Regions from separate parts of the Homo sapiens genome. Here region 1 is linked to region 2. Evidence: read pairs that join two places in POLR2A ChIA-PET (ENCODE). Cell type or tissue: OCI-LY7. All regions are shown on one strand.

Region 1 (4,000 bases), 1.1 Mb before region 2:
GGAGAATGGAAAAATAATTTCTAAATTCTCACATAGCTCTTTGCTTACCATGACACTCAACTCTGAGGGAAGTTAGCCTCTGCATTAGTTTCTACTCCTCTGTACCATTGCCACGGACCCCGATGGCCAAGCAGCCCTCTCCCAGATGTGTGTGAGAGGGTCGACAAATCACCCCCTAGAAAACAGGCTCCTATCCTGCTGAAAATGAGTGCGAAGAAAATGGTCGTGTATAAGGGAATATATATAAAAGTCATCCTTTATATGATGTGATATGTCATGACATCCCAGTAAACACAAATGTTTCCGTAATAATTACCTTAGTGTGATTTGCTGGCACTGGCATCACTAGACCAGGAATGAGAAGTTGACTGTGGGACCCTTGACAGGTCTCCTTGGGACCCACAGCGTCCTTCTTTTTGTGAAAGGGAGGAGGTAGACAGTGGGGAGGACCTGCCTGGTGTTTGTGGGAGGAGAGCTATTTTCTGGGGTCCCTCCCAACCCTCTCCAAGTTACAGTGTCTGCCCTCATGGCTTTCCTATATTTGGTCTCTTACAAAAGCACCAGCCACTTTCAAATCTTAACTTTCTTTGCTGCTATAAAATTTTTGTTACTTTTGTGATTTTTAAAAATCCAGGTTTGATTGGGCGTGGTGGCTCACACCTGTAATCCCAGCACTTTGGGAGGCCACGGTGGCCAGATCACTTGAACTCAGGAATTCAAGACCAGCCTGGGCAATGTAGCAAGACCTTGTCTCTACAGAAAATAGAACAAAAACTAGCTGGGTGTGGTAGCGCACCTGTAGTGCCACCTACTCGGGAGGCTAAGGTGGGAGGATTGCTTAAGCCCGGGAAGTCAAGGCTACAGTGAGACGTGTTTGCACCACTGCACTCCAGCCTGGGCAACTGGGTGAGACCCTTTCTCAAAAAATAAAAATAAAAATTCAGGTTAATCTTGTTCTCGGGTAAAAGTATTTTGAAATCCTTGGAATATATCATTAGAGATATTTATGGGGAACTTGTATTTTTCCTTTTCTTAAATAAGTAGAACCAAGTTGAAGTATATTAGAAAAATGTTAAATCATTAGATCTGAATGTCATCTCAAGGCAATCTCTGTTAAGAAATTGGTTTCAGAATAAAATAAATATCAAATTATTTTATCAAATATATATTAATTAGACATTATTATATACTAATTAAATATCAGCTAACAAATTATACTATCATAATAGCTAACTGCCTTCTTCCCCTTCCTGCCTCCCCCACTCCCTTCTTTCCTTAACATTCTTCTCTTTGAGCTACCTCATTCAGTGTTGTATTAACCATTTCTTGATTCTGTGGAGCATCAAAAAAGCCACTTGCCACCCACTATAACGTAGCCAATTCGATGACCTTAGGGCATGTTTTCCATCCTTTTGCTTATTCCTCATGATTCGATTAATTGCAGCACTCTGTTTTTTGTGTTTTTGTTGTTGTTGTTGTTTTGTTTTTTGTTTTTGAGACAGGATCTCACTCTGTTGAGTCTGTTGCCCAGGCTGGAGTGCAGTGGCGCAGTCACGGTTCACTGTAGCCTCAACCTCCTGGGTTCAAGTGATCCTCCTGCCTCAGCCTCCCGAGTAGCTGAGATTACAGGTACACATCACCACGCCCAGCTGATTCTTGTATTTTTTTGTAGAGATGGGGTGTTGCCATGTTGCCCAGGCTGGTCTGGAACTCCTGGGCTCAAGCAGTCTGCCTGCTTTGGCCTCCCAAAGTTCTAGGCTTACAGGCGTGAGTCATCGCGCTCAGCCTTGTTCTTCTTAACTATATAAAGTTAACAAGTCTTAGTGCTGCTGTCAGTGACAAAGATCCTGAAATTGGTGTGGAAATTAAACGCATAAGCCTTATGTTTTCTCTACCGCTTCCTGCAGGTCCCTCTACGTAACTCATGTGCGAATGTCTTCAGGTTGAAGTGAGGGTTTCATTTGTGTGCATCCGCATAGTACGTGATTGGCTGCTTAGTTGGCTTATTTATTCAACAGTAATTCTTTGAGTTATTGCTACTAAGTAAATATTTGCCCTGAGTCCAAATCTTTATTAATCTTCATGGCCCTTCCTGCCATTCACTAGGTCACTGTGATGCACGGATGCATCCAAGCTGTACAGCCAGCAGTGGTGGTCATTTAGGACCCAGAAACACTCCTCACCCCTCTGTAATGTGTTCTGAAAAAGAGCTCCTTCAAGCACAAAATTATAATTCCTTTGCAAAATAAGGACTTATTGATCACCTTCTATGTGCCAGAGACTATTCTAGGTGTTGGAGATGTAACAGTAAAGCAAATGCAAGAAATCTCTGTCTTTGATGGAGCTTTGATTTCACGGGGAGGCACTAAGAGCAAATACAGTCATGCATTGTGTAATGACAGGGATACATGCTGAGAAATGCATTGTTAGGTGATTGGTCATTGTACAAATATCATAGGGTATACTTACACAAACCTAGACGGTACAGCCTACTACACACCTAGGCTAGATGGGATAGCCCAGTGGCCCCCAGCTTTTTTGTCACCAAGGACCAGTTTCATGGAAGACTATTTTTTCATGGACCAGACTGGGGTGGGTGGGGCAGTTTTGGGATGAAACTGTTCCATGTCAGATCATCAGACATTAGTTAGAGTCTCATAAGGAGCGCACAACCTAGATCCCTCACATGCACAGTTCACAATAGGGTTTGCGCTCCTATGAGAATCTAATGCTGCCGCTGATCTGACAGGAGGCGGAGCTCAGGCAGTAATGCTTGCTTGACTGCCGCTCACCTCCTGCTGTTCAGCCCAGTTCCTAACAGGCCACAGATGGGTACAAGTGCACGGCCTTGGGGCTGGGGACCCCCGGTATATAGCCTGTTGCTCCTAGGCTACAGCATGTTATTATACTGAATACTCTAGATAATTGTAACATAATGGTGAGCATTTGTGTATCTGAACCTAGGAAAGGCACAATAAAAATGCAGCAGAAATGATGAAAAATGGTACACCTCAATAGGGCACTTACCATGAATGGAGCTTGCAGGACTGGAAGTTGCTCTGGGTGAGTCAGTGAGTGTGGTGAGTGAATGTGAAGGCCTAGGGCATTATTGTACACTATTGCAGGCTTTATAAATACTGCACACTTAGGCTGCACCACATTTACAAAGAAAAATTTTTCTAGCCAGTTTCAGTGGCTCACACCTGTAATCCCAGCACTCTGAGAGGCCAAGGTGGGAGGATTGCATGAGTCCAGGAATTCAAGACTAGCCTGGGCAACAAACTGAGAACCCATCTCTACAAAAAAGAAATATGTTTCTTTCTTCAATAGTAAATTAGCCTTAGCTTATTGTAACTTTTTTACTTTGTAAGCTTTTAAATTTTTTAAACTTTTTGACTGTTTTGTAATAACACAGCTTAAAACATAAATACATTGTATAGCTGTACAAAGATATTTTCTTTATATCCTTATTATGTAACCATTTTTCTATTTAAAATGTTTTCCTTTTTAAACTTTTTTATTAAACACTAAGACACAAGCACACATATTAGCCTTGGCCTACACAGGATACAGGGTCAGCAGCATCAATATCACTGTCTTCCCCTCCACATCTTGTCCTACTGGAAGTTCCTCGGGGCAATAACACCCATGAAGCTGTTATCTCCTATGATAACAATACCCACTTCTGGAATATTTTCTGAAGGACCGGCCTGAGGCTGTTTTACAGTTAAGTTTTTTTCATAAGTAGGAATACCTTCTAAAATAACAAAAAATACTGGCCGGGCGTGGTGGCTTACGCCTGTAATCCCAGCACTTTGGGAGGCCGAGGCGGGCGGATCATGAGGTCAGGAGATCGAGACCATCCTGGCTAACACGGCAAAACCCCGTCTCTACTAAAAATACAAAAAATTAGCCAGGCGAGGTGGCGGGCACCTGCGGTCCCAGCTACTCGGGAGGCTGAGGCAGGAGAATGGCGTGAACCCGGGGGGCGGAGCCGGCA
Region 2 (4,000 bases):
CTTCTGCTACTGGACTCTGATATGACTAAATGCTGCGAGGTTTTAATGCGTTATGCCAAAGTGTATTTTCTTCAGGTAAAGAAAGCTTTTCATGCTCCACTGACTGTCCATACAATCAACCCTTTCACAGTCTAGAACCTGGAGACTGGGTCTTCTGAGAACATCAAACACTGCCCTTGCCACTCACACTGCAGGAAAACTTTGGGGCCTGGAACATTGAGTTCATAATCTCACTCAGAAGGGCCACTCCAAACTCTTGAAACTGTACACACTTTGGAGACCTTAAGATAAAGCTAGCCAGGGAAGTTTCTCCCCAGAAACAGGTGGCATCCAGACATGGACAGCTTTTCTCCAAGATCACAGATCAAAATTTTTCTGCTATCATAAGACTCTTATCTCTCATTGTTCTCCTTGCTTATGCCTCTATGAACAATGAACTGAAAAGGGGTCTTTTGTGTGCATTCATGAGGTATACTTTTATTCGTGGAGGATTTCTCAGCTAACCTTATACATGAACAAACTTACGCCTTGATGGAGGAAGAAAGGCCACTTTAGGTGAAAAATTTTAGTTGTACATTTGTTGCTTCATAGTTGATCAGAAACAGAATATTGGCCCACTCTTTTTAACTTACATCATAGGTTAAAGAGAACATTGCCAGCATAGGTTAAAGGGAACATTGGCAGGAGACCTTCAGTATTCTAGATGGGCATCATTTGTTAGGTTGCTTTTTCCATGGTTTGGAATAAATGAAGCAATGGTTAGAAATATATCCCTCATAATAGGCTCTATAGCAAATTCTACTGCAAAGGCTATGATTACACAACAGACTTTAAATTCTTTTGTGAAAGTTTTGCTAAATAATAGACTTGTTCTAAATTATTTACTGGCTAAACAGAGAAGTATCTGTGCAGTTCCTGACACTTCTAGTTGCACATAAAGGAATACATTGAGTATCACAGAGATTCAGTTGTAAAAAATTAATAAACAGAACAAGAGGTTTGTTTAAAACAAGTAGACTCTTTATCTAGCTCATTCTTTGATCTATTTGATTTTAGTTGGTTTGGTTCACGGGGATCCTGGCTAAGGAGCAGACTCCAAACTCCTGGCATCGCCCTTCTGATAAACATAATGGTAGTTTCCCTGGTACACTGTATTCTCTCAAATGTTTTAAATGTTTGCATGCAGCCGTCTCTAGAATGTCAAATAGTCTTTCATTGACTGGAGTGACAAAAACTCAAGGACTTGTGTGACCACGAGGACATCATAACCTATAAATGACATGCTAAGACTAGAAACCCAAAATGATGGTAAATGAGAGTGGTGCTAAGGCCCTAAGTTTTGATCACACAGTTGCCTAAATGAGAACCTGACCAAAAGGGGGCGCTTTTTAAACAAAATTTTGGAAGGTCATTGTTTTGGACTGAGCATGTGTACTAGGCCCCGACAGACCAGACCAAACCAAAATGGAGTCACTCATGCTAAATGTAACATAATCAAACTAAAACTTTAGGGAAAGAGATAAATCCTAAAACAAACCAGGTTTTGTTTTCTCCTATAAACAGGATATTCCAACACAAGGAGTTCCCCTCTACTCTTGCCCTCTAAAAAACAGTAAACCAAAGTCCTTATTTCCACCTCACAAAACCTACTGTTCTGCTATTTCCCAGTGGGATTTGAGACAAAATAAGTACATTTATCATGGTGACAGAGTGATATCAATGCCTAAAGTTTTGGTCTATCTCCCAAAATTGAGAGGATGACCAAAAGGTGAGAATTGTTAAATTCAGTCCAGCCTAAGAGTGCCTTTTTGGTTTCTCTGTACATAGTGAACTGTAACCTAATCAGATGTGTAAACAGACTGTAAGCTTTCAAAACAATCATCATGTTTTGGCCAAAGTCAGCCAACTGTTCAAACTGGGTTCAAAAAAGTCAAGCTCCACACTACAGCCAATCTAGCTGTTTCTGTTTCTCACTTCCATTTTCTGTACCTCATTTCCCTTTTTCTGTCCATGTGGCTGTGCTGGAGCCTCCTGAACCTGTTCTGGTTCCTGGCTATGCCTGATTCACAAATCATTCTTTGCTTAATTGAACTGTGTTAAATTTGATTTGTCTAAGGTTTCTTTTCTTTTAACACTGGTTTGCCTGGCTGCTTACACTGTGTTCCACAGCCAGCCATGCAAGGGCCCCAGTCTGCTCCCCATATCTGCTGGGTCCAAACTTGGAACACCTCCAAGGCTGCTCCTACATTACAGACAGATGCCTTCCTATGTGTATTTCAGCCTTCGCTTTTCTCCTTAAGTCCAATTTAATTTTAAAATTTCCAATTATTTCAGGGACTCTACAGAATTTCTGATCCACCTCGGACATCACTTCTTGTTTCTCAGATTTGTTAAAAAAAATTCTTAAATCTGTTATTTTTAGGGTTTAAGGAAGGAAAGGGTGTCTGGAGCTTGTGCTTAGTTGATGATTTTGATCCAATCACAAAGGATCTTTATTGAATAATTTGACAAGATCTAGTGTCTCTAAAGGTTTTTCCAAAAACAGTACATCTCCGTTAACATAATAGTCCCATAAATTAGCTAATTCAGGTGGGTCTGACCCTCATTGTGTGAAAGGAAAATTGGAGTTTCAGAGTGATTACTGCTGTAAAGCACATGGTAATAATACTGACCAGGCTTTATCCTGGGCTTTACAAATGACCCTCACGACAATCCTTTTAGGCATATGTTATTAGTTACAAAATTGAGGAGACAGAGACTCAGAGGCTGGGTAACTTGCCCTGTGGTTACAAAGAGGGTAAATGGCACAGCAGTGTCTCAAATTGGTCTCTTCTGACTCCAGATCTGTGGCTTCCACCCCAAACAGTTGCTTCCTACACAATGTACTGTGCCCAAACTCTGGGCTGCCCACCCAAAGCTCACCAGTTTCTTGCTTCGGAGACTCGGTGGGTATCCACAGCAAAAGACAATCAGATGCTTTGCATAAATCCTTTCTCTAAATACATGTCTTCCAGGCAGGTGGCTGTATTTGCATGGACTCCCTCTCTCCCTTCCAATTAACATCTAGGAGGCATCAAGCTTTAAATCTTCCTCTTGTTTTTAATTGCCTCTAGCCACATTTAGGAGAGATATGATTCCACCAGCTTAGCCCCAATTGTGAATGAGCATAAAACCTTTTCCCAGCTTTTGTACTCATCACTGCAAACTGCTAGGCTTATTGAAAAGGAGAGTGTTTTGTGTTTTGTTTCTGAATTCAGTCCGTTCATAGGCCTGTGAATGTGGCACCACAGCAATAGCGTCGTTCTGCACAGTCAGTGTGTCCATCTCCATCCTCCCCATTCCTTTTTGATGGTGCTGGATTACATCATATTTTTTTCTGTGGATGTCATAACTTACAGTGCTGCTACTAACAAGGTTACATGAAAAAAGCTAAGGTTTGCAGTGAAAATTGATATTGATGTTTCTCCCTACATGATAGTGGTTTTTCAGTTTTAGCTGGTGCTACAGTTTGGATGTGGGTTGTCCCTGCCAAAACTTAGCTGAAACTGAATTTCCAGTGTGGCAGTATTGGGAGATGGAGCCTAGTGAGAGGTGTTTGGGTCATAGGGGAGGATCCTTCATGAATATGTTAATGCTTTCCTGCTGGAGTCAATGAGTTTTGGCTCCCTCACTCCAGGAATGAAATCGTTCTCAAGAGAGTAGGTTGTTTGAAAGAATCTGGCTTCCTCAGTTTCCCTCTCTTGCTTCCTCTGCCTTTGCACACACCTGCTCCCCCAGCCCTCTGCCCTCTGCTGTGAGTGGAAGCAGCATGAAGCCCTCACCAGATGCAGCTGCACAATCTTGGATTTTTTAGCCACCAGAATTGTGAGTCAAATAAACCTCTTTTCTTTCTCAATTACCCTGCCTTAGGTCTTCTGTTAATAGCAATACAAAATGGACTAAGACGGTTGGCCATTGGAACAGAGCTTTAAAACACAGAGATGCCTGGTTTCATCCTGTT

Evidence for each region. ChIA-PET counts read pairs that join two places held together with the same protein. Peaks named below come from ENCODE experiments on the same cell type or tissue, not always from the same donor. Only the 100,000 strongest peaks of a DNase experiment are listed, where the experiment ranks them.
Region 1: POLR2A ChIA-PET joins it to region 2 with 5 read pairs; 2 of 35 experiments call an interaction of 5 or more read pairs at or near these places.

Annotation. Positions count from the first base shown.
Region 1 is chr6:138,467,229-138,471,228 of GRCh38, reverse strand. The region is part of intron 3 of NHSL1 (NHS like 1); the gene reads left to right. Among named protein-coding and RNA genes, the nearest start is that of NHSL1, 30 kb to the left of the region's middle. In OCI-LY7, no CTCF peak of the experiment used is centred here; no DNase peak of the experiment used is centred here.
Region 2 is chr6:137,368,950-137,372,949 of GRCh38, reverse strand. No RefSeq gene overlaps it. Among named protein-coding and RNA genes, the nearest start is that of OLIG3, 120 kb to the left of the region's middle. RefSeq lists an enhancer at 1,844-2,013. In OCI-LY7, CTCF peaks have their summits at 1,160 and 1,366 (motif pointing right); DNase peaks (open chromatin) are centred at 1,379 and 1,969; H3K27ac peaks cover 654 bases.